Regions from separate parts of the Mus musculus genome. Here region 1 is linked to region 2. Evidence: chromatin loops called from intact Hi-C (ENCODE). Cell type or tissue: left cerebral cortex. All regions are shown on one strand. Each heading gives the region's core, and the rest is flanking DNA. Links, peaks and the distances in the headings are about the cores only.

Region 1 (7,651 bases), core at 2,799-5,298, 1.7 Mb before region 2:
GGGTTTCTGGACCTGAGAGAGTATTTGTAGGGTGAACTTAGCTACCGTGGACTTTTGCTCATCTTTTTTCCTTTCTCCTGCTTCTCGCCTGAAACACAGAGGAGCAGTTGAGAAGAGGATGAAGAAGCCAGCCTGCCATTCCTCTAGGTGCTGAGGCCAAGGGTCAGCAGGAGAGTTTCTAGTTTTAGTGGAAGATAAAATAGACATCAATGTCAAATTGTACCCTGAATCGCTACCTTGTAGTACCTGTAATTACAGTTATGTGGTGCTGGGAGCTGAAGCTGGATTTTCTTAAGAGCAGCAAGTAAATTATTATTAATAATTATTAATAAATTATTTCTCCACCCAACAGAATTCAAAAACATTTTAAAAGATTTATTTAGTTTATTTAATTTTATGTGTATGAGAGTCTTCTCTGCATGTATGTATGCACACCCTGTGCATGCCTTGTCCCTTGGTGGTCAAAAGAGGGGGCCAGATCCCCTGGAACTGGAAATATGTTGGTTATGAGCCACTGTGTGAATGCCAGACAGCGAATCTGGATCCACTGGAAGCAACTGCTCTTAACCTGGGATCTCAGGTACTGTTAGGCAAGGAAGGAATGTCTGCGGACTAAACCTGGTGGTGTTAAACATTATTATGCTCAGGATTTTGTGGGTTGGGAATTTGGGTGGGACTCATTGGGAGTGGTTTATTTCTGTCCTGCAATTACAGGGAGGGCTCACTTGGTTGGACATGCTGGGACAGTTCAGTTGGATCCATGTATCCGAGGCTGTGAATCTGACACTTGGCTTTCTCAGTTTTGTTTTGTTTTTTTCCTGTTTAATATTATGTCTGCCTTTGCTAGGGTTGAACTGTGTTCTGGTGTCCAAGTTGTAATGGCTGGAACCCTGCGGGCTGGTTGTCTTTCTAAGGTACTGGCTTCTCTGAGGTGAACCTTCTTCACAGTGGAAGCTACAAGCCTCTATGGCCTCATCTTGGAAGTGCTTCTGAAAGCTATTGGTCAAACAATAGAATTCAAATCACAGCCAGCTCAGGCTCAGGGAATGGAAAATGCACTTCATTGCATTGATGGGGAAAGAAGCAAATATTTTTGTGGTTGCCTTTAATCTAGTGCAGGTGTCTTACTGCTCGCTCTTGTAGGCATCGACTCTTAGCTGCAACCTTAGTTGGGTTTGATGATCTGTGCTTGGGGGGGGGGGTCACTCTTCAGTTCTGAATGCCATTCATAAAGCATAAAAGATTAACTGAAATGGAGGAACCAATGCAGGCAGAGAATTTAAGGCTCCGATTTAAATGCCCATGAAGCTATAGACATAAAACAATAAACTACAATTACCTTATGGGTGGCTCTGTTATTAATGCCTGTCATCTGTATGGAGGAGACCTAATGGGACTCTTCTCCAAACTCACGGAGAAGTCACAGGAAAATGCTCTGACCAGGTCCTCTCCTCCCCTCCTCTCTCCAGCATTCTGCTCCTATGTTGTCTCTTCTTAGTGAGTCCTATGTAATTTTGGATGGAATGGGTCACATTTGGCTTAAACATAAAAAGTTACAAGAATGCTCAATTTCTGCCTTCCACATTATTTGAAGATCCTACAGACATATTCAAGTTTTTTTACTTTTTGATATCCAAAAATTGTATGTGTGTGAGTGTTTTGCTTACATGTATGTCTGTGCCCTCCATGCATGCTTGGTCCTTGCTGGGGCCAGAAGAAGGCACTGGACACCCTGGAGCTGGAGTCACAGAAGATTGGGAGCCACCATGTGGGTGATGGGAATCAAAGTCAGGACGTCTGAAAGAGCAGTCAGTGCTCTTAACCACCGAGCCGTCTCTCCAGCCCCTCTCTCCCCCACATATTTAATTAAAAAAAAAAAGTTACAGAAATTTACAGAGACCGTATAATCAATATCCACAGCCACAGTTCCCTAGCATTTACATATCAACATGCTAATCTGTTTTATGGACGGTTTTTAAATGAAAGAAATAAAACATTACAGGGAAAGTGAATTATTTTTTTGATAGAGTTGTTCTCTCCCACACACCAGAGGCAGCCACTATCATGAATTTTGTGGGTAGGATGCTATTTTAAGTACTGTTTTCATCAACAGTTTTACAGACAGCTCCATTTTTCCTCCTTTCTAATTTACTACTGCAAGTGAAGTCTAAGGAGGCTAAGCCCTCTCAAAATTCTCTGCTGCTTATTTATTTGTAACGACCGTCTCCTCCTCTCTTCTCTGCTATCGGGGGAGATTATTACTGAAGATTCATTCAGTGGAAGATACACTTCTGGGAGGAGGCACCTGAGAACACTTCTCGTCTGAACAGAAACTATGCATGATCCTTTCTGTACTGCCTGGACCGTGACCTTGAGTGTTAGCGACTGTGATTCTGTACTGAACAGTTTTGAGGCTCCACACCCTCACCCTTTGAACTCTAGGAACAGAGGCTGCAGGGCTTTGTTACAGCAATACAAGCATCCTGCCCTGGCCAGCTCTTCAGTGTGAATGTCATCTCATTCCCACAGACGCAGATGGCTGATACACAGCTCAGGACCTGGAGTGATTCTCAACTCTTATCAGACTCAATGCCCTGCTTTATATCATTTATAATGCTCTATATCCTCAAACACTGGACTCCAAAGGTCACAATATTGCTTATTTTCACTTAAAGAAGGCAAGCATCCCAATAGGTAAAGCCCTAGAGAAAGAAATCTTGGCAGTGTCTGGGGGCTGGGACAGTGGGAAGGGACTGCAGAGCAGAATCAAGGCTCTCTTTTGGGGTAATGGAAATAGCCCAGGGCCTACATGGCTTTGTGTTGCACACCAGTGTGGATGTGTATCTATGCCACTTAGCTGTAGCCTTTAACTAATAAACTTATGTCACATAAATTTTCACTTTAATAAAAAAAAAAGAAAGGTTTATAGACTAAGTGCCATTTTAGAATACTCTGACTACTAAAACCATGCAGCCATGGTATTTACCTGTAAATCCATGTGAGGATCTAGGCTTGAATAAATTATGAGCAGTTTAAAGTAGCATTCTCTGGCATTGGACATTCAAAAGCTGAGCTGCATTTTGTCATTTTGGACAATCCCCTGCATCACAGAGGGTCCAGAGTCTATTTCCTGAATGTGCCCTACAGGGGTAGGGTTAAAGTTGAGGACTTTGGCCCAGGGGTGTGACTTTGTCTTCCTAGTTGCTGCTCCAGTCCCCACCTGTCCCACCCCCATCTCTAATGTCCGAGGACCGCCTCACTATCTGGCTCCAGGAATGGCCAAAGGGCATCCTTTGTGAGACCTGGAAGGCGATGCTAATGTATTAAATGCTTTTCTCGTTCTAAAAGAGCAAGCCTGGTACATGTCTCCCAGGTGGACAATCTTAGAGCTGTTAGCAGACACCGGCTTAGCGACGTTGCTACATTTTGTTTTTGTTTTTGAAGGCACCAGCCGCCAAAGCTATAGTGCTTCAATATGCTGTTGCTTTGGCCACCTTTCCTGAGCTTGGGGAGATGTGCTACTGCTAATGCTGTTTGGCGGGGAGGGAAACGGCTGCATGGCCTTTTAGAAACCACTTTCTCCGCTCTTCCTGATTCACCCTCTGCACGCACTGCTCTTGCCAGCCCTTGAGTCATTTATAAGGCCGCTTATGGATAGTTTGCCCCTAGTGATGCCACTCTGTTAAGTCCACAGACCCCCAAGGAAGAAATGCCTGGAGCAGTGCCCTTTAGGGCTTCTAAAAGGAAAATGGGCAGAGTGAGAACCAACAGAGACAAAGAGGGCTTGGCCAGGGCATATCAGAGCACACTCTTATGTGCAGAGCACATCCCTGCTCAGTGTGTTCCTGGGGAGGGCCGTTTCTGCATTGGTTCAGCTGCCTTGGGCTCAGGAGGCCTTGGCCAAGGAGACCCTGGGTGATGGAAGGCATCCAGAGTGGAAGGGAGATTGGGGATACAGAACCCCAAGGTTGCCCCAGAGCTGCCTAGGGGAGCATAAAGGAGGAAACTGGAGAAACCCGGGGATCTGTGAGTGATTTCCTCTGTCTGTCAAAGCTAATGCTTGTCTCAGATGGTTTTGCTCCTAGCCCAGCTTTCTGCCTCTCCCCATCATTTTCCTGAGATGTTTACCAGGAGCTCCAGGCCAGCCACGCGGCAGCAGCCTCATTTGTTTTTATTTAGTTTCTATGAATGTGAGCTGCTTTGCACATAAAAAGAACCAACTGCACGTTAACCACTAACCACCCAAAGCCTTGCGTGTGCAAACTCAGTCTTAGCTCATGCATCCTCATGCTCTGTGGGAGCCGATGGGGTTCAGCTATGTTCTCCTGGATTATACACACACTTCGGTGCCCAGAGAGAGCTCATCCCAGGTACCCCAGCTCTCCTTCTATCTCATGTTGTCTGTGGGACCCCCAATTCTCTCTTATCTGAAGTGCCTTTCTAATGAAACAGTGCACTTTTCCCTATCATGATTATAGTGTATATTCTCCCTAATTGGAATTGCCGTGCTAAAGGTCTGAACTCTGTCGCTCCATTTCACTAGTTATTAGATTTTTTCCCAGAAAGATGCATCCAACAGTGCCCTCAGCAAACTGGAGAATCTCTCTTGTTACCACTGGGTTTTATTTATTGAGACAGGGTGTTTCCTGGACACTTAGTGTCAGCAGGCAACCTGAGAAAAGCTGACTCACCAGACACGGGCCCTGAGCCTTGCCTTATGGCACAGCCGGCCTCCCCAGGTAGTTTCTCCAAATAAGGTTCCTGGCTCACCCGGGGGAGGGCACTTAGTATAAATGTAAATTCCAGGGACTTACTCCATTTTCCTGGATCGGAATCACCAGATCCTCAGGAGTATGTATTTTTAGTAAAAATTTTGGAATGATCAGACCACCATTAGGCAATGGTTATTTCAACTTCCCTTCCTCTCAGCAGGAGTCAGGATGGTACATAGGGATCTGTCTGGATGGTTCTTCTCAGGCACTAGAATGCCTCTCCTGTGAGAATGGTACCATCTCTAGGATGCAGACAAACCCACCAAGTCCAGGCTAGGCTGCAGATAACAACCAAATGGGTGGATCAGATTTTGCTGATGCTCCCGTAGGCGGAGCGCCTGGGCCACAGAGCAGGATAAAAACTCACTCTGGTGTCAAGAGCACTGTTCCAAATTAGTTGAGTGAAGTCGAGCAGCCCTAGAGAATGGCAACATGTGGCTTTGTTCAGGGAGGGAGCTGCGTGTGAGGCACACACGCCCACCCAGTCTCTTCCTGCCATGCAACCAGGCTTCACGAGCTGTTACAGGAGACAGGGATGGCACTGTCTGGGGAAGCCTGCTTAGCAAGAGGCTCACCAAGATAGATACGGACCTGTCTAGATGTTCCGCCCCACATGAAGGGGAACTGGTCCAGATTTGTGGGAGTGGCTTGAGTATGTGGAGAGCAGATGGGCAGGGCTAATTGCCAGCAGTGGCTTCTGGACAGAATTGATACAAGCCACCACAAGTGTCAGATGAGTAGCCCCAGGAATTCTGCCAGGCATGTGACAACCAGCGGTCCAGACTAAGGTGTGTTTATCTTGTGTCTTCAGATGCTGCATCACCCGGGACTCGTGGCTTTAGTCATGCACATCCTGCATCTCTTCCCTAGGCTCTACAATTGGCCAGATGCACACACTGGAGATTGCTGCCACTATGTGGTATCCTGGGCTCAGCTTTTTGCTTTTAATCCTGTATTTGGACTTTTTCTTGGGGTGGGGGAAGAGGTGTGGCATAGCCTTGCACATTAAACCCAAAGAAGGCAAGTGTGTTGTTACATCACTCCCAGAGACACTAATGCCCCGTCGTGTGTGGCTCCCAGCAAGCCAAGATTTTGGGTTGATTCAAGGAGGCAGTCAGGATAGCAATACTTCTCATCCAGGCCCAAGTCGCCACACTCAGTACAGCTTGGAAGTTCAGCATGTACGGTTCCCTTTCTTAATTCAGGAAAATGAACATCAATCTTTTTTTTTTTCTTTTCTTTCTTCTTCTAGCCTGACTCTATGTGTGATCATTTAAGACCAAAGTAGCTGACCCAGTACATGCCACAGTCTTCAAATAGCAAAGTGGCCCTGGGATGAGCACAGATATAGAGTCCTTAGACCTCAGTTCCCAAAGTGCAATTCCCAAGGGCTTGGATTTGCTTCTACCATCGAAACAAGGGCATATTATGTTTTCCACCTACTGGGCATACTGGGAGGGGAATAACTTAGCTCTACAAAGACCATGCCAGTACTGGAGGAAGTACCTCTGACCTCATTTATATGAACTCAAACTGCATGCCATCTGTGCTGCAAAACAGAGGGTGTGCCTCTGTGTGTGTGTGTGTGTGTGTGTGTGTGTGTATAGATGTGTTTCCTCAGAGAACACAATGGTAAGATTTGGTTAAGGACCGAGAACCGAAATAGAAACCATTTGGGAGGAACATCTATTGATCAGCAGCAAAGCCACATTTGGTGTCTGTTTTAAACAGAATCATTAATCATAAGGAATCAAAAGAGAATGGAGGCGAGGGCGAATGCTTCCCACCCTTCGAGCTCCCACTGTCGCCTTTCACAGCAACACAGTTTCTCACGCAGAAAAATCTGTTTTCAGTCTGACTGAAATGTGCCCCTTGAGTCATGAGCGTCTCTATATTTGTAAGGCTCTTCGCAGTTGACAAAGCATTTTGCAAATTTTTTTTCATCTACTTCTATCCACAGGGGTGGAATGACTTCACCCAAGACCGCACAGCTAGACACAAGCAAGCTGGATTGGAGCTCTGAGGGGTCCACGTGCAGTTCAGGATGGCTGCCTCTCCAAGGACCAAGGGTATTACCCTGTAGAGAAGTTGTTGAGCTCAAACCAGGAAAGGGTGATTTTTGTTTTTGTTTTATTTTATTATTATTATTTTTTTTATGTCAAGCCTGTTGTTGGCTTTAGGGAAATGGACAGAGGTACATAAAACATGGGCTCCAGGACTGGCAAACACAAATGGTCAAGTGACTTTTATATCCATGGACAATGAGAACATGAAGATACCAAAGCAGCAGATGATGGAGTCTTGGGATAGTGTCTTCTCCTCCCCACCCCCCATCATGCTGGGCATCAAGGCCAGGACCGTGTGCATAGTAGGTATACACTCTATCTTTGGACTACATCCTCAGCGTTGGCACAGTGCTTAGGAAAAATGATTTATCTGACTCATTATCCTCAAGAGCAGGTGTGTCTCCTCTACCAAAAATGGGCCACACCCCCATTCTTGCTCTCTGTATACTCGGTTGAAAAAGTCAGTGTCAAAATCCAAGAGCCAGCAGCACTGGTGTGGCTTTTCAGAGTTACTGCCATGTCTGGGACACTTGGGTCATCCTCATAACTCTAGAAGCTAATTATATTAATATTCATGGAGAGCAAGAGCCTGTGTAAAGGGGATTCAGAGTTCCATTGTCTCAGCGCACTTTGATATTAAATGAATAAGTAATGTGGATTACATCTAAATGAAATAAGCACGTCAGCATTGTTCTTTTTAAGTCAACAATTTGAGCTTTTTAAAAACACTCATTATTAAAGGTTACAGACGTATTCTTTTTTTCCTATGCTTCAATCAAGAATGTAATATTAATCTACCATTAGCCGAGCAAT
Region 2 (7,651 bases), core at 2,976-5,475:
TTATGTGAAAAATGCCATTAGAATTGGGGTAGCATTGAATCTACAGCTTATTCTGGGTGGTATGAGCATTTTGACACTATTAATTGTACTATCTATGGACATAAGGTGGTTTTCACTCACCTGTGTATTTCCCTATTTCTCTCAGCTTCAGTGTCCGATAATACGTATTCAATAAGTACAGGTTTTATCTCCTTTAAAACTATCCCTAGAAGTTTCTGATGCCAACGTATTGAATGCTTTTCTTTCCCAGCTATTTCATCATTGCCATTTAGAAACACCCCTGGATTTGGGTGTTAATTTAAATTTGATCTAAATAAAAAGCTTCTGAATGACAAGGAAACCAATCCACAGACTGAGGAAGCAGCCTGTGCAATAGGAGAAAATATTTGGAAGCCTTCAATACGATGAAGTGTTGAAAGCCAAAATGTACAGAGGACTCAGACAGGGCATCAGCAAGGGAGCAGGTGACTTGCTTTAAAACGTGTACAAGACCTGACTAGAAGAAGACCTACAGGTGGTCAGCGGGTGGATGAAGCAGTGTTCACACTGCAAAGCACCGGGAAGATGCAAAGTCAAACCTCAGTGAGGGGCCACCTATCAAAACAAAAGACAGCAAGTGTTATAGGGAGAGAGAGAGACCAAGGAACCCTTGTGCGACATTGGTAGGATTACAAGTTAGCATAGCCATTATGGAAAACGGTGGAGAAGTTTCTCAAAACAAACAAACAAACAAACAAACAAACACAGAAACTGCAACCATATATGATCCAAAACATCCCATTTCCAGATCTAAAAATGGAAATGAAATCTGTCAATCAGACCTCTGCAGTCTCTAGTTCACTGCTGAACTGTTCACAATAAGCAAGATCTAGAAGCAACCAACACATACATTGACAGATAGAGGATAAAGAAAATGTGACATGTGCGCGTGCGAGTGCACACACGCACACACACGCACACACACACACAGGTGGGGGTGGGGGAGGGGAGAGAACATTCTGCTATTCTCAGCCACACAGGTGAAACCAGAAAGCAATGTGTTAGCTGCAGCACAGAGAGACGACTGGTATATGGCTCTGTTTACGTGTGGAACGTAAAAGAACAATCTCACGGAAGCAAAGAGGAGAGTGGAAGTGTAGTGCCAGGATAAAGGTGAGGGGCAGAAAAGTAGTCCCGAAGATCAGAGGAAAAGTTAGGCAGCAGAAATAAGTTCTGAAAATGCATTGTACAGTGTGATTGCTGTAATTAATAGATCTTAAATGTTAGTGTGTGGGGGCGGATAACTGTGTTAACTAGCTTGAGTGTATGGTCAACTTACATTGTGTACGTACATTTATATCTAGTGTACATCTTACATATTACAATGTTTGTCAGTTATTCCTCAGTAAGGCTGGGAAATCATACAAAGAGCATGCATGATAAGGGTAAAATTCATCAAGATATGCATGATATTTCCTTTACTGTGACTTTAATCCCCAGAGGTGCTGAAATTCTGAGTTCTTCAAACCACCCTTTAGGGACCGTGCCTAATTTCCTTATCGGTTCCATATGTTTAGTAATGTGGTCCCAGGGGTTGGGAATCAGCATTCCTTGGTCACCCCGTTTCCCTGGCTTCCAAAAGTTCAGAGTCAACCGGAGATGAATGTTAGCATCCTGGTTTGCAAGTTTCTCTGGGTCCTCAGAGACCACTTGCTCGCCGACTTTTCTCAATGGCTTCATCTTGTTAAATTCCTTGAATGATTTTGCAGGGGCCCAGAGAGCCCTGGGAGGTACTTCATACTTATGAAAGTCATCTCTGTACAGCTCCCCCTCCCCCATTATTCACTCAACAGTCCCAGTTAGCACATGGGCATCAGAATGGTGTAACAGAATGAACTAGCTGGTTTTGAAGCCTGCCTCTAATTCCAGAGGCCCCTGGGTAGGTTCTTTAGCTTCCATGGCCTTGCCTATAAAATGAACCAATTACTTCTTAAGGTCAAGGTTTTGAACTGATTAAAGAAAATGGCATACCTTAGCAAGGAGCTCTAGTCAAAGTAGACACATACACACACACACACACACACACACACACACCCCAATTCTCTGTGTAGTGGGAAGAGACAGAGACAGAGAGATCAATAAGCAAGACAAGCACTAGGAAATGCTAAGTTGCTGTATGCCAGTGAATGTGTGCTCTAAGAGTCTTATGAAGTGGAGACCAGCTAAGCTGGTATCTACAGAGAAGGGATGGCCAAAGCAAGGATAGACCTCCACTGGAGGATGGTTAGATGGGGCATCTGCTACTAGGAAACAAACTCCTTTTGCCTCTGGTTATGAAACACCACAAACATTTTGGGGGACAAACATGCTTTTTCCCGTTTGGACTTCCTGGGCATTTAAAGGCCTTACAGGATACCAGCCAAATAGCCATAATAGACATAGAGTTACGACTCCCTGCACCACAGCTGTAAGGAAACAGAGTGTGGTATGTGCCCGGCTGGGTTTGCGGGACCACGTTTTACATTTTCCTCTTCTCCGATCTGTGGCTTCAAGAGGTGCAGTGGTTACGGTGAGATAAAAAATTCTCAGCTGCTGATATCAGCGGAAATGATTAGAAGGGGGTGGGGCAAGGCAGAAGTCATCTTTTAGTTCAAATTGTTGTAAATCAGACCAGAAAACTGGGCTATACATTATGCTTTTGTTACTCTGAGAGTTAAATTACAAGGAAATGAACTGTGCATAATAATTTCCTCACGTCACCGACTTTCCTGCTTCTCTGCTAATGCGTTTGCCTCCAAAGCTGGTTAATGCAAAGAGCCATCTCTGGGCCAACAGTGCCCCCTAGTGCCTGGTTTCTGCAAGGTGGCTGCAGGGGGCGGGCAGACTGGAGGCAACCTCCTGAACAAAGAGGCATCTGCCTTATACACGTTGACCTGGTATCTCCAGTTTTCGGTATCAATAAAGGACAGTACTATTTCTCACAGATATCTTTGTCAGTTTGTTAGTACCTACACAGCCAAAGCTGGGGAATCACAGACCGCACCAGAAATTCTCTCATCTAAAGAGTGAATAAATGCAAATATGCATCATGACATATTTGGTGAAAGAAAAAAGAAGCAGCTAATGTGGGTATCCCTGCCTGTTCTCACCAGTCCACTCACCGATTGAGCTCTCCATGTTTTTTCAGTTCCATTTTCGAAGGGGGAACAACCCCGGTATGGCAGCCCTGCCTCCTCCACCCTTCCTCCCAAAGGCCTGGCTGAATTCCTGCAGAGCAGAGGGAACAACCCTGATTGTTCCCTGGACCTGCAAAGCCTTTGACTGGGATTTTTTTCCCCCTCAAACCAAAGCATTTTTTTTTTCTTACATCAGAGATTCAACTAGAGAACTCATAAAGTGGCTTCCAACCGGCTGGTCTTAAACAGCAACAGAAAATAGTCTCATTTAAGTACTTTCTCCCCAGCCTCTCTGAGTCTGAAAGGTGACTTAGGAGGCAGGACAGAACAAGTCTGCCTTCTGTCGATTGCCCTTTGATTATAACGATGGACACAGAGAGCTGTTCATGCCCAGAGCACTCCCTGGCACACACATACACATTGCCTCCTTTCATCTATTAAATGGACAAGGTTGGGAGGTGGCATTACCATGTGACTTCAAATTACTCTAAGCTAACTCTTCTTTCCCCTTTCTGGCCCCAGCTCAGGTGGGACCAAGTACAAGTGACTACCGCCTAGATGGTCTTGTCACATTTCAAAGCCTAATGTCCTATTACACACACACACACACACACACACACACACACACACACACACACACAGGGAAAGCCTGGGAAAGCTTGCTTGCTGGGAGTGCATAGGTTCCAGGCTCTGGGTTCTTGATAGGTCTGGAGTCAGTATGCATAAACTCTGGAGTAGGGAGAGGCACCTGTGGGTTGGAATCCAGACACCAGCAAGCAGATGAAGGCGCAGCATTTAAGTGTTACCTATGGGCTTAGCCACTGACAGGATCTCAGCAGAATTTATGGAGAGCCTCATTCATTGTAACAGCAATAGGCTCCATTTTAATGAATCCCCTTGGTAGTATAGTCATCACTCAGACAGGAACAACTGTTATATAGGTCTGTGCACCCTTTCGTTGACCTTTGAGCCTTCCAGCCGAAACCAAATCCTCCCCATCCTCTCCCCCAGTTGCACAAAAAATTTCATATTTAAAATGAGTCAATGTGTGTCCAGATTAGAGTACCATGGGGGTGGGAAGAGAGTAGAGCAGCCGTGAGCCCAGAGTCCAGTGAGGAAGGTAAGTGGGTTTAGTTGGAGGCACGATTCCCTTCATAAATAGCATGAAATAGAATTTCATGTAACAAATTAATGTGTGTGTGATTTTTTTTTTCTCAAAGCGAGTGCTTTGTTTCTGAGAGTGCACAAGGCACCGCATGCTGCGGTTGCTATGGTAATTACTAGCCTCTGTTGAATAGGGACGAGAGGGGTTACATAGAAAAGAGCCAACTGGTGAAAGTGCGCGTTAGAGTGAATCAACCCACTTATTTGTAAAAGGTTGCAAGAGGTACTCGAACTAACAAATAAATGAGGTGGGGGTAGGGATATGTTATTCGCAAGACCCAACCAAACTGCAGTTTTCATCACAGTTACAGAGTTAAACATGTTAAAAAGCCCTTGAGACATTTCCCTGCGGGTTTCTCTTATCAGAGGACAGAATCCTACCTAAAGCCAGCGCCAAGTGATATAGTGGTATGAACAGTAATAATAGCAGCTATAGCGACGATAACACGAACAAAAATTATCACTTATTGAGTAAACATGAGGTTTCTATTGCTTTCTTGTTTTATATTCTTTAATCCATATAAAGTCCTCGAGAGATAGAAAGATATACATATTAGCTTATATTTTCATTTCATTTCATTTTGGGGGGAGCATCACACCATGTTGCCTGTGATGACTTTGAATTCACTACCTCCTGCTTCAACCTACCAAGTAGCTGGGATTAAATCCTTGGGTCCACCACTGCCTGACTTATTATATTTTGCCTTTTTCCTGTGTGTGTGTGTGTGTATGTGTGTGTGTGTGTGTGTTCATATGTGTACAGGTATACGTGTGTCTGTGTGTTTCTATCTGTTTGCTTATATGTGTACAAGTACATATGTGTTTCTGTGTGTTCACATGTATACAGGTATACATGTAGCTGTGTGTCTCTGTGTATGTGTTCATATGTGTATAGTTATACATGTGTCTCTGTGTTTCCATATGTTTACAGGTATATATGTGTCTCTGGGTGTGTGTCCATATGTGTACAGGTATACATGTGTCTGTGTATATGTTCATATGTGTACAGGTATACATGTGTCTGTGTATATGTTCATATGTGTACAGGTATGAAGTATGGAGGCCTCAAGTATTGCACCTCCGCTGTCATCACCTCTTGTTTTGAGACACGGCCTCTCCCTGGCCTGATACTGACTGAGTAGACAAGGCAGGCTGTCTGGTGAGCTCCGTGGATCCACCTGCTTTTGTTTCCTCAGTGCTAGGATTGCACAAATGTCACTAAGTCCTGAATTTATACATGGACTCTAAGGGATCAAAGTCAGAGCTTCAGAGGGGTAAGCCAAGCACCTACCAACTTAGTTATGACATCAGAACTCCTTTCACAATTTTTCAAACCAACTTCTATGAGGCACCTTGAGGATTTAAAGAGAGAGAGAGAGAGAGAGAGAGAGAAAGAGATTTTTCCCTCTAGAAGCAGAGGCCAAGTGAATCAGTGAAATAAAAATAAACTCATGCTACTGTAAGGGATTAAAGAAGGTCAAAGGGAAAAAAAAATCCTTCTCGTGGGCTTTTGAGGCTGAGGGGACTCAAGGATTCTTCTCCAAAGGAGGTATTCAGGCAGGGCTCAAGAGTAGTGAGTGTTTAGCACAGGACCAGGAATAAGGGATATTCTAAGCCAAAAGAACCACAGGAAAAGTCTCTATTGGACGTCTACCCACTTCTTTCAATAGGAGAGCTCACTGGGGTGAGAAGGCCACAGACAGGGCTGATACGGTAGTGCATGAGCCAGGAGAAAAGCTCATGTCAGTTCCTGCCCATGCGTGGTCATGATGCCTTATCTTGTCTGGACTTGAGACAAACTAAGCAAAATATAAGTGTGAAAGTCAACCAAAGTTCTCATTCTCAGTAACGTGAAGAAGTAGCTGGCTAGACATGTGCTCACTCAGGCATAAAGCCCTTAAATAATTCAGTTGTCTTTCAGGAAAAGCCCATAGCGTGGACTCAGAGACTCTCTGGCATCTGCTTTCCTAGAATGGATGTATGCAGCCACCTATATCTCTGCAAAAGAACCCCCAGTACCTTTCCCTCCTCACTATCCAGCCAACCAGCCCCATGTTCTCAACCAAACAATCAAACAAGTAACCAAGCAACCAAACCAATCAGAGAGATCTTTTCAAATCCCGACCCCCTTGTAGAATGTGCAATTAAGCCTTTCCCTTTGGTAAGAGCCCAGCATTGTTTTCTATGCATGTTGGACATGATCTTGCTCCATCTCATAAGCATTTGTTCCCTTATAAAGGAAGGTCCACACACAATTCTCTGAAGACTGGTATTGAAGATAAACTTTTAGCCATATAACTCGATGAAACTATCATGTCTGACTACATACCTTCACTATAGCAGGATGTATTTGACTTCCTGAATTCTCCAAGAGCCTTGGTTGTATGCACCATGCAGTGACATTCTACGGCCAGAAGAAACAGGGTATAAAACCTGTAACTCTTGCCCCCATCACATCGACTGGAGCAGTATCCCATGACCATACTTAATCCAATCACTGAAGAGAGGACAGACCTATATAGTAGATTCAGAACAATCACATCCGTCTTAGGTGGAAGCAGAGAAGATGGAGATGCAACATGTTGGAGCACAGTCCATGAACAAAGCCGTGTGAGGAGATTTCTGCGTCCTTGTGAGAAAACTCCAAGGAAACAAGAGTCTTGCGATCTCTGTCCTTCCATAACAAGGTTCCTCCATAAACTGGAATGAGCTTTCCTGCCCCTCCCAGTGTGTGGTAATAGGAGTGGATTTCACTTTAAATTGCCTATCACCTTACCCATTGCTATTCAGAAGAATGTTATTCACAAATTATCCTCATGTGACCTTGCCCTTGTGACTATATAAGTAAGTCATGGCTCACATGACCCTCCCCTTGACTTGAAATCAAGTGAACTTTGCTCACATGACCTTGCTTAAGCCTCAGATTATAAACTGTCCAATGCTCTGAATAAAGTTGGCTATTGCATGAGACTTTAGTCCACCTCATTTTTAGGCCCCATTCTCCCAAGTTCATACTGCCAAATAGAGAAGTAATACTACTTTCTTGATAAACACTATTAACCTTATTTGACTGCAAACAGGTTTCTAAATTTTATCTACCATAACAAGGATACCAAAGAAATCCCATTCTGTCAAACGCATTGCCTCCTCTGTCAGTTTGAAGCAATACAACCCAGTAGAAAACGCTACATTGGAGAGATTCTACTCCATGTTGCTTTGTCAAATGGCTCACTTTGTCCTGTCCTTGGGCAGTTCTTAATGGATACAGATTCTAGTATGTGCTTCTATCTAAGGAGAGTCGTGTCATTTACCACCTCCTGGTCTCACAGTTG

The links. Hi-C counts contacts between places; a loop is a spot of excess contacts. Peaks named below come from ENCODE experiments on the same cell type or tissue, not always from the same donor. Only the 100,000 strongest peaks of a DNase experiment are listed, where the experiment ranks them.
Region 1: a loop joins it to region 2, with 6 times the contacts of the local background. A loop is called at or near these places in 2 of 42 quality-filtered maps.

What each region holds. Positions count from the first base shown.
Region 1 is chr1:62,906,388-62,914,038 of GRCm38, reverse strand. It overlaps Gm35252 (a long non-coding RNA gene), which reads left to right. Exons shown (of 4, transcript XR_865480.1): 4 at 6,733-7,651. Among named protein-coding and RNA genes, the nearest start is that of Gm35252, 46 kb to the left of the region's middle. In left cerebral cortex, for the core only: no CTCF peak of the experiment used is centred there; DNase peaks (open chromatin) are centred at 4,159 and 5,250.
Region 2 is chr1:61,176,467-61,184,117 of GRCm38, reverse strand. No RefSeq gene overlaps it. Among named protein-coding and RNA genes, the nearest start is that of 9530026F06Rik, 200 kb to the left of the region's middle. In left cerebral cortex, for the core only: no CTCF peak of the experiment used is centred there; DNase peaks (open chromatin) are centred at 4,255 and 4,403.